Linked DNA regions of Homo sapiens: region 2 is linked to region 1. A link is an interaction called in ENCODE POLR2A ChIA-PET data of the cell type or tissue named here. Cell type or tissue: PC-9. All regions are shown on one strand. Links, peaks and the distances in the headings refer to the core of each region. The heading gives the core; the rest is flanking DNA.

Region 1 (5,365 bases), core at 48-5,047:
GCATGAGCCACTGCGCCCGTCCCACTATTGCTTTTGAAAACACAAACACCACTGACGCAGCCTGAACAATATAATCCGTTGCTTTTAGAGACCTGGCCCTTTAGAACAAAAAGCCTACTTCATTCTCCTGGGATGAGCAGGGGCCTCTCTGCACTCTTCTACCCACAAAAAAAACTAAGCACCATCTCCATCTTCAGCAGCCCCTCCACTCCCTTCACCCGCAAGCCTCTGCTCTTGGCCAGATTAACGGCTTTTTGTGGCTGGAGATCGCACAAGTGCTGTGCCCAGAGCAGTTTCCTGTCCCCATCAGAGTGGTGAGAGAGTCTTAGGAAATGATCTTAGGAAACGGCCCTACAGTAAAAGTTCCAGCTGGCACAGTCATGCAAATATCACCAACAGCTGCTTTTCACCTGGGAGAGTCAGGGTGGGTGGGACCAAAGGGCCGGAGAAGGCGTCTTCTCAGGATCAGATTGAGGAGGGGGATCCTCACCTGCAGGGGTGTCCTGTATTGGCATCGACCTGTCGTTAATCCAGCAAACACACCCTGAAGACTTCTCCTGCCCATGCGGAGCCTGACCCTGTGCCTCCAAGGAAACCAACAATTATGATGCAACGTGATGATTGGTACTTCAGGAGTACCCTGAGTTCAGGGAATCAATGTGCATTGTGGGCCGGGGTGAATGGGAAGGGAAGGGGGTCAGGGAAGGCCTCCTTAAGGAAGCTGCCAGTTAAATGAAGCCCCAAATGCTGAGCAGGAAGCGGCCAGATGAACAGAATAGGGGAGGGTTGTCTATGGCCATACTATCCTGAGCGCACCCCATCTCCTCTGATCTCGGAAGCTCAGCAGGGTCGGGCCTGGTTAGTACTTGGATGGGAGAATAGGAAAGCCTTTCCAGGCAGAGGGAGCAGCGCTTGTGAAGGCTCCTGGAGTGGGAGGCGTGCCAGAGGCGGGACAGGGGCTGCAGAGGCGGGGCGTGAAGGTGGCTGGGCGTGAAGTTGGGGTGGGCGTGAAGGTGGGGTGTCCAAGTCCGACGTACAGATGTTGGGGAGTGATTGGGCCTCGCGGCACAAGGACTCTGTGGCACGGGAAGAAGAAGACTTTAAACCATGGTGGGGCCAGGCGTGGTGGCTCACGCCTGTCATCCCAGAACTCTGGGAGGCTGAGATGAACAGATCACCTGAGGTCAGGAGTTTGAGACCAGCCTGGCCAACATGGCAAAACCCTGTCTCTACTAAAAATACAAAAATTATCTGGGCATGGAGGCGGGTACCTGTAATCCCAGCTACTCAGGAAGCTGAGGCAGGAGAATCGCTTGAACCTGGGAGGTGGAGGTTGCAGTGAGCCAAGATCGTGCCATTGCACCCCAGCCTGGGCGACAGAGCGAGACTCTGTCTCAAACGAAACAAAACAAACAAGCAAAAACCATGGTGGAAGTGAGCACCCCAGGGCTCTGAGTGGTGGCCCTGGGGACAGTGCTCTGGGCAGGCTGCCCTTTGCCAGGCCCGTGGGGGGACTAGGGGAGGCCAGCAGTCTGCCAGCCCAAGGAAGGAGGCCCCAGTCAGGCTGGCGGCGGGGAGCTGAGCAGATGTAGAGGTACAGGGAGGCACCGGCTTGCTCATCCCGAACAGTCTCTGAGCGCCATCAGCCTCAGGCCAGGCCCTGCTGGGAAATCCCAGGTAAACTGGCCACTGTCCTGCCCCCTAGGACCCCGTAGTCTGTGAGGGGGCCCCTGAAGTACCCAGGGGTGGAGAGGTGGAGGACAGACGGACACAGCGCGGTGCCTGCCTCGAATCCTTGTCTCTGTGTGCCTTTGGTTATTGTTGACCCAGAAACTCTTTCCACACCATGATTAGTGTATTTAATATTAGCCTGAAACCCAAAGAGATGTCACGAGGCTGATGCCTGGATGCAGATGAAGGAGAGGGGGCCGGGGTCTGGGAAGGCTTCTGTCACGAGGCACGTGCCTGGATACAGATGAAGGAGAGGGGGCCCGGGGTCTGGGAAGGCTCCTGGGCAGATGACCTGGCAGTGTGGGACTGCCCAGAGGCTCAGGAGGGCAGAGAGTGGAGCCACTGTGATTCTGTGGCGACACCTGTCTCCCCTGCACTGGCTGGGCTGGGATTAACTCCAAGTAGGAGGGGACGTAGGAGAAGTGTTGGTCTCTGTCCATGACACAAAGACAATATAGTGCTGGGCCAAGGACGAGGGGCAGGGGCAGCCTCTGCCAGCCCCGTGTTTCCAAAGAGCAGGCTGGCCACCCCAACATCCTGTTGAAAGGTCTGGATTTGTACACAGCAAAATGCCAAGCTCTTATGTCACGGCTGCTTCGTCGCGTTCTATGAACAGCATTTCCAGGAAAGGCCTCATTTCACAACAAGCTGAGTCCTGACGGATCCTGCTCTGGCCCCGGATGGGAAGAGTGACTTAATCAGCCCACCCTAGGAGTAACATGGCATTTCCTTCTCAGGCCAGACGTTTTTCCATTTTGCCCATAAGAAAGTTAGAATTGGGCCAATGGCTTGTTTTAATTTGATCTGCTATGGTTCGAAGGATGCTGGTGGGCTTAAGTTGCACCTAGACTGGGCCTTCTTTTCCTTTTTCATTTTCATTTTCTTTTTCTTTTCTTCTCTTCTTCTTCTTTTTTTTTTTTTTTTTTTTTTTTGAGGCAGGGTATTTTCCTGTTTCCCGGGCTGGAGTGCAGTGGTTCAGTTTGATCTCGGCTCACTGCAGCCTTGACCTCCTGGGCTCAAGCGATCCTCCCATCTCCCCCTCCCGAGTAGCTGGGACCACAGGTGCAGGCCATCATGCCTGGCTTTTTTTTTTTTTTTGTAGAGAGGGGCTTTCACCATGTTGCCCAGGCTGGTCTTGAACTCCTGGGCTCAAGTGATCCTCTGCCTCCCAAAGTATTGGGATTACAGGCATGACCCACTATGCCCAGCCTAGGCTGAGCCTTCTAAGTGGCTGTTGATTCTGTTCTCAGAAGTGGCTGGATCTCCGGGCTGGGAGTTCTGTGCACCATGGGTGAGCCCGTGGTGAGGATTGCTTATCTTTTCTTGGCAAATGTGGCCAACAATCTCCAGTCAACCTGAAAAACAGATATCAAGGCCGTGCATGCCAGAGAACGGAGCAGGAGGGGCGGTTCCTTGTGTGCGTGTTGTCGTGTGTGTCTGTGTGTAAACAGACGTCTGACCCCTGGCTGCCCAGCTGCCCCACTCACCACCTGGGGGCTCTCACTCTCAGGACCTATAGGGCACACTTGTAGGTTCCACTTGCTGTTCTGTTTCCTGGCCTCACATGTTTGGTACCGAGTCTTGTTTCTGCCTCATTTCCCGAGAGCAAGAGCTGGGCTCTCTGAAGCTGGATGCCAATATCTTTCTTTTCTCAATTCTAGAAAACTTAGCCATTGCCAATTTCCTTCCAGAATTCCAACTATGTTATAGGTATTTCCACTCTGATATTTTTCTTTAACCCGTGAATGACTTAGTGGTGTTTTATGCTATCCAAAACAAACATGCGAGATCTTCTTTTAAAATCTCTCCCTTTTGTTGGGAACATCTTGTCTTCGTGTGCTTGGTCCAGGCTCATGGTCTGGGGGAGACCTGGTCTTTGAAGGGCACGGAAGCCCTTTCTTGTGGCCAGGGGTAGTCCGTGACAGATTTCCGAAAATGGCCCCTGTGAGCATTTTTTCTTCTTGGGCTGCAAAACACTATATGCACGTTGTTGACTGAGTTTCAGATCTCAGCCCTTGCTGCTTTTCTGTTGATATTTGAACGATCAATATATTGAGGGATGTGTTGAGACCCCCCCCAGTAAGATCGGTGCTCGCCTGTTTCTCTGTGCATGTCATGGTTTTCGAGGCCACTCTGTCAGGGGCACTTAGGTTTAAAATCGCTTTGTCATCAGGGTGAATCGAACCTTTTATCTTACTTAGTGGCCATCTCTATCCCCAATGAAGCTTTGTCTCAGAGTCTCTTTCAGCTGATCATATCATCCCTTGGCAAGCATTCACGGCTTCATCACTTCCGCCTTTTGTTTCCACCTCTGTGTGTCCTTAGGCTTTATGTGTGTCTTTGGGAAACTGTGTGTGTCATGATGTTTTTAAAAATCCACAGCATCTGTGTCTGTCATTTGACTGATAGATTTAGTCCACTTTCTTTCATTGTAATTGTTGATCTATTTAGACCCGTTTCTACCATTTTAATCTGTTACATCAGTTGGTCCCACTTTTTCTGTATTTCTTTTCTCTTCTCTTTTTTTTTTTTTTTTTTTTTGAGACGGAGTCTTGCTCTGTCACCCAGGCTGGAGTGCAGTGGCGCGATCTCCGCTCACTGCAAGTTCCGCTTCCTGGGTTCACGCCATTCTCCTGCCTCAGCCTCCCGAGTAGCTGGGACTACAGGCGCCCGCCACCACGCCTGGCTAATTTTTTTATTTTTGTATTTTTAGTAGAGACGGGGTTTCACCATGTTAGCCAAGATGGTCTTGATCTCCTGACCTCGTGATCCACCCGCCTCCGCCTCCCAAAGTGCTGGGATTACAGGTGTGAACCACTGCGCCCAGCCTTTTTTCTTTTTTTGAGACAGAGTCTTGCTCTGTTGCCCAGGCTGGAGTGCAGTGGCATGATCTCAGCTCACTGCAACCTCCGACTCCTGGGTTCAAGCGATTCCCCTGGCTGGGCCTCCCGAGTAGCTGGGATTACAGGCATGCGGCACCACGCCCAGCTAATTTTTGTATTTTTAGTAGAGATGGGGTTTCACCATGCTGGCCAGGATGGGCACCATCTCCTGACCTCGTGATCTGCCTGCCTCAGACTCCCAAAGTGCTGGGATTACAGGTGTGAGCCACCATGCCCGGCCCTGTATTTCTTTTCAATGCTGTCTGTTTTCTGAATTAACTTCTGTGTGCTCTCCTGAGCAGACACAGACACACCAGCTGCCCGCATCCTTTGGTCTCCCAGGATGCCCTGATTCCTCTTGTACTAACAACTTCTGGTCTTTTACTTCTGTATTGTTTCAGACATAGATTTCTCCACTTGGTCTTGGCTGTTTAGATTTTCTTTTCCTCTTAGTCTGCGGGCGTGGGTCTTCTTTTTGGTGCTCTGTGAGCCTTTCGGTCACAAGTCTTTGTAATCATTTAATTTAACTTACTTTTTTAAAAAAACTTTATTTTGTTGCGACAAGGTCTCACTCTGGTTGCCTAGGTTGATCTCAAACTCCTGGGCTCAAGCTCTCCTCCCACTTTGGCCTCCCAAAGTGCTGGGATTACACCACACCTGGCCTCATATTCATGTTTTCGAAGGGTTGGTCTGGTCGCTGCATGGAGGATGGAGCCTGGGGGCCAGGGTGTCAGGGGCTGCCAGCTGGGACG
Region 2 (5,365 bases), core at 67-5,066, 160 kb after region 1:
GCAAAGGATTAGAAGTCGCAGTGTCTGGTGCTCACCCAAGGCTGGGAATAGTTGCCTGTTCCCATCAGCCAGAGTGGAAGAACTCGTGCTTCACCTGGCATTGGTAAGGGTCCTCAGAGGGGTCTCAGCTCAGGAGTAGGGAAAGTTAACCCTAGGCTTGATGCTGCTTGGGTCTCATCTAATGGAGTTCTCATGCAAGACCCAAAGGGCCAATCTTTCCAAGTAACTTGGAAAAAGTAACTCGGTGCCTTGATCTGAGGGGATCGTCCGACGGAAGCTCCAAGTTTTTAAATTTTTTTCAGAGACAGGGTCTCGCTCTGTCACCCAGGCTGGAGAGCAGTGCTGCGACTGTGGCTCACTGCAGCCTCAAGCTCCAAGGCTCAAGCGATCCTCCCACCTCGGCCTCCTGAGTAGCTGGGACCACAGGCCCATGCCACTAAACTCGTGCTTTTTAAAAAGAAGGTTATATGTTGACATGATTACAAGACTTCCCAGATTTCAAAAGTGTTTCAACCAGCACTTTGGTGAAAAACGTTGGAGTCTGTGTTTCCCTCGCACTGACTTTTTGCATTGCTTGGTGTTAGCGAGCTGCCCCGCCTCCTCTGTAGTGAGAAGTGGGTCATAAATCACCCACCCGTGGCTCAGAAGAAGTACTCAGGACCTGGGTGAAGGGGCAGGGAAGGGATGGACCCGGGAGAGGGCTTGTCCCACCACTAGGGTGAGAAAGCAGCTCCGCGGAAGGGAAACTGCGCCTCTGCAACTCCCCAGAGAGCCTCCCGCAAGGCCTGGACCTGGCTGAGTCCCCGCGTGCCCTGGGGTAGGGGCTCCCATAGCCCCCAGAGCTTCCTCTACAGCCAGTTTGTGCTGCCCACAGTGGGCCGGGGCCTCTCCCCCTGGGAAGCTGAGTGTCCCACAGTCCTGGGCAGTCCTTGGGGCCACCACCTGGCAGAGGTGCTCCCTGTAGTGGTCACAGCCTTCGCTGGAGCTGCCTGAGGCTGTCCTGCCTTTCCCAGGACTTCGCTGGGACTGCTGGCCTTTGGAGGAAGCTGGGAAGCACCTGAGCACTCGGGAGAGACTGGGCTAGTCTGGAGCTGTCTCTTGGTCCCCAGGGTGAGGGATGGGAGGGCTGAAGCTTGGTGAACAGGCTCGACCTGGACACATGTCATTGAGACAGCATCTGAAAGGGGCAGGCAGAGCCGTGACAGCCGGGACTTCCAGGGCGTTGCCACCAGCTATGGGGGAGTGTGCTGGGCCGTCCCGCTCCTGGGGAAGGATTTTCCATGTTCTCGTCTTACAGGAGAGAAAAGAGCCGACGAGAGACCCAGCCAAGTCCGTCCCAGGGGCTGTGTCACTCTGCTTGGGTATCCCAGGGGTGACCCAGCTTCTGTCCCCTGCCCAGCTGGCCCCAGTTCTGCTTCCCGGGGACTCAGACCTTCCCTCCCTTCAGTGCAAAGGGGCAGGGTAGGTCCTGGGCCCGCAAGGCCAGGCCTCAGTTTCCCCTTCCTCGTGACAGATTTGGCCCCGCCGGCCCCTCAGCCCACCTGGCTTTTGTCCTTGCAGCCTGGATGCCCTATTTCCTTGGGGACCCCAACACTGTTTTTTCTTTAAGTGAATCTAGAAAAACACATGGCCACACAGCCCTTGCCAAACAATTCCAGAACAATCCTTGGATCGCTTTGGAAAAAGTAAGCATTCCCCTTCCTCTCCCACTCTTCTGAACTCCACCCACCCATGCAGTGGGAGCGACTGAGATGCTCGCTGCTTTCAGGGGAAAGACCTGGGGGCCGAGGGCACCTGACAGAGTTGCCCCTGCCCAGGCCTGCATGGGGTGAAGCTAGGCAGGGCCCTTCACTGCAAAAATGTTTGGGCTCGGGAAGGACCCCAGGGCTCCTGCACGTATGAGGGCCAGGCTATTTGACGGAGATGGGGCCAAGGTCATGGCAACGGGAGGATGTGGGAGGGTGGACAGAGTTGGTCCTAGGACATGGGTCCTGCCCTTGAAGTTCCAGACTCTGCCCAACCCTGAGAATCAGCTGCCTTCCGGGGGGGGAGCCCCTCTGCTGACCAAGCCTGCCCTGTCCCCAAATGAGCATGGCTGCCCCCAGCCCAGGCTCCTCCTTCAGGCCTCTCTGCCCCAAACCCAGGACAAGCTGCTCATTCACCCCCAACAGGGGCAGAAACCAGGCAGTGAGGGTGACAGGATTTTACTGTGGGATCAGGGATGGTGGAACAACAGAGCAACCCAGAGGACACAGGACAAGTGAAGCCTGAGCCCAGCCTGTCTTGGGGTCCGAGCCTGTCTTGGGGTCCGAGCCTGTCCTGGGGTCCCAGCCTGTCCTGAGGTCCGAGCCTGTCCTGGGGTCCCAGCCTGTCCTGGGGTCCGAGCCTGTCCTGGGGTCCCAGCCTGTCCTGGGGTCCGAGCCTGTCCTGGGGTCCCAGCCTGTCCTGGGGTCCCGGCCTGTCCTGGGGTCCGAGCCTGTCCTGGGGTCCCGGCCTGTCCTGGGGTCCGAGCTTGTCCTGGGGTCCCGGCCTGTCCTGGGGTCCGAGCCTGTCCTGGGGTCTGAGGCTGTCCTGGGGTCCCAGCCTGTCCTGGGGTCCGAGCCTGTCCTGGGGTCCCAGCCTGTCCTGGGGGTCGCACACTGGCCCCTCCCACTGCCCCCCTTGGTGCGCTCTGTGCCTCTGCAGGCCTGGAGTCTGGACCAAAGTGCCTGACAGTGCTGGCCTTTGAAAAGGGAAGGGCCTGCCAGGCTCAGCCTCCAGGCTGCCAGGGCCCGGCCCTGACCTGGGTTGAACTCTTCATGGATGAGCTGGCAGAAGGACTGACCAACCTCGTGGGGAGATGTCCCAGCCCGGCCCTCAGGGAAGGTCCCACCCTCTGGCCTCAGCACACAACCAGCCATGTGACAGGTTCATACTCAAGAAAAATCCTAGGCACCCTTATTTAAGTAAAGCCGTAGGAATTTATTATATAGACTTTAAAAAATTTTTTTCTAGTTTTAAAAGCACTTCTTATAGAAAATGTTCAAATTAAATATCAAAATAAGAAATTTTAAATTACTCAAGCACTACAGGCATGAATATGTCTTAAATGCCTTTCCCCACTATATTTATGCAAAATACCATCTTGTTTGCAAAAATCTATACAGAGAAGACTCACCCACCATCCCACACATTTTAAAGGATTACGTGAAGTACAGATTGGATCCTGCCACCTTCCCCTTCCCCTTGAACATTTTGGTGCCAACGCATCTATATTAGCACAGCCATTCTGCACAGATACTGTTCTACAAATTTGCATTTTTCACTAATGTCATGTCACGGATGCTTTTCCAGATCAGTGGAAACAGATCTGCCTCCTTGTGTGAATGGCCACACTGCATTGTGTAGTATAACTGTTTTCCTCTTTCCTTCTTGCTGGATAGTTTGGGAGTTTCTAGTTTTCCCTACAACGAGAATCCTTGTATGAATAATGACAAAGGTTTGTCCTATTATTTCTGATAACATACATTCCCTACAAGTAGAATTATTACCTCAAAGATACTGTTCAATATCTCTTTATTAAGATACAAAATCTCTCTCTTTTTTTTTTTTTTTTTTTTTGAGAAGGTGTTTTGCTCTTATTGCCTAGACTGGGGTGCAATGGCATGATCTTGGGTCACCACAACCTCCTGGGTTCAAGCTATTCTCCTGCCTCAGCCTCCCGAGTAGCTGGGATTACAGGCGTGCGCCACCATGCCTGGCTAATTTTGTATTTTTAGTAGAGACGGGGTTTCTCCATGTTGGTCAGGCTGGTCTCGAACTCCCGGCGTCAGGTGATCCACCCACCTCGGCCTCCCAAAGTGCTGGGATTACAGGCGTGAGCCACCGCACCCAGCCTAGGATAAGAAATCTCTTTACTAAGGTAAAAACATTTCAGCAGGGATGCAAACCATCTCGTTTTTCTGAGGACTCTCCCAGGGACCTGTATGGCTTAAGAATCCAGAAATGTGATTATAACAGGGCTACTAAGGCAGCAGGTTATCAAGACAATCAAGCAGAATCCCAGGATTTGTTTGTTTGTTTGTTTGTTTTGAGACAAAATCTTGTTCTGTCTTGCCCAGGCTGGAGTGCCATGGTGTGATCTTGGCTCACTGCAGCCTCTGCCTTCCGGGTTCAAGCGATTCTCCTGTCTCAGCCTCCCGAGTAGCTGGGATTACAGGCGTCTGCCACCACACCCGGCTAATTTTGTATTTTTAGTAGAGACGGGGTTTCTCTACTAAAGGAGTTCAGGGTTTCTCAAACTCCTGACCTCAGGTGATCCACCCGCCTTGGCCTCCCAAAGTGCTGTGATTACAGGTGAGAGCCACCGCCCCCAGCCAGAATTCCAGGTTTTTATTTGAAGTTATTTTCAAAAACCATGGCCTCAGACTCTAAAGCCTTAGAAACACTGCAAGGCTCTTCTGTTTCAATAACAGTTCATGGTAATCAAGAGATTGGAAAGCTGATAACAGTTACAAAGTTTCACACAAGTTCTAATTTCCTATAGGAAAACAAGATTTATACTCTTGTAAATGGTCTTAATTCCACACCTTATCCAATCAAATTCTGTGATCAACCTTTATCATTTGGAATATCTCTCCTCCACGGTTTCAGGGGAAAGGAGAAATCTTTAACCCTCTCTTAGATTTTTTTTTGTTAATGCACATTTTCATTTTTAAGGAGAGGATCTGAAAATTCATTAGTTACCTGAGAAGCAAAAAGCAAACCCATGGAATTCGGTTTTACCCAGTCAAAAATGAAATGCATTAATAGGATCTTAGTTATAACAGCTGAAGGACGAGCAATATAATTTTTCTTCCGCAAAGAACAGAAACACTTTTCAAATGAATAGTTCAAAAGTTAATTCCATATGCCAATTCATTCTTTCACAGATAGGGAGCTGGCTTCCTTACAAGTTGCCAGGACTAGAGGCAATTACCTTGCTTGGTTTTTTGTTGTTGTTGTTTTTTGAGATGGAGTTTCGCTCTGTCGCCCAAGCTGGAGTGCAGCGGCACGAACTCCGCTCACTGCAAGCTCCGCCTCCCGGGTTCACGCCATTTTCCTGACTCAGCCTCCCGAGTAGCTGGGACTACAAGCACCCGCCACCACGCCCGGCTAATTTTTTGTACTTTTAGTAGAGACGGGGTTTCACCGTGTTAGGCAGGATGGTCTCGATCTCCTGATCTCGTGATCCGCCCACCTTGGCCTCCCAAAGTGCTGGGATTACAGGCGTGAGCCACCGTGCCCGGCCACCCTGTTTGTTTATTTTTTTGACAATCTGATGGGACCAAAAAACTAATGTTTTATGATTTTTAAACAACTTTATTGAGATATAACTGACATGCAA

The links. Peaks named below come from ENCODE experiments on the same cell type or tissue, not always from the same donor. Only the 100,000 strongest peaks of a DNase experiment are listed, where the experiment ranks them.
Region 2: POLR2A ChIA-PET joins it to region 1 with 9 read pairs; 3 of 35 experiments call an interaction of 5 or more read pairs at or near these places.

What each region holds. Positions count from the first base shown.
Region 1 is chr14:103,312,460-103,317,824 of GRCh38, reverse strand. LOC105370686 (a long non-coding RNA gene) reads left to right here and starts at 683. Exons shown (of 3, transcript XR_944246.2): 1 at 683-858. LOC105378183 (a long non-coding RNA gene) reads right to left here and starts at 541. Exons shown (of 2, transcript NR_135269.1): 1 at 491-541. RefSeq lists a cis regulatory region at 3,718-4,161. In PC-9, for the core only: no CTCF peak of the experiment used is centred there; no DNase peak of the experiment used is centred there.
Region 2 is chr14:103,152,650-103,158,014 of GRCh38, reverse strand. No RefSeq gene overlaps it. Among named protein-coding and RNA genes, the nearest start is that of TNFAIP2, 32 kb to the right of the region's middle. RefSeq lists enhancers at 448-1,185, 1,186-1,924, 2,649-2,943. In PC-9, for the core only: CTCF peaks have their summits at 712 and 930; a DNase peak (open chromatin) is centred at 2,814; H3K27ac peaks cover 2,594 bases.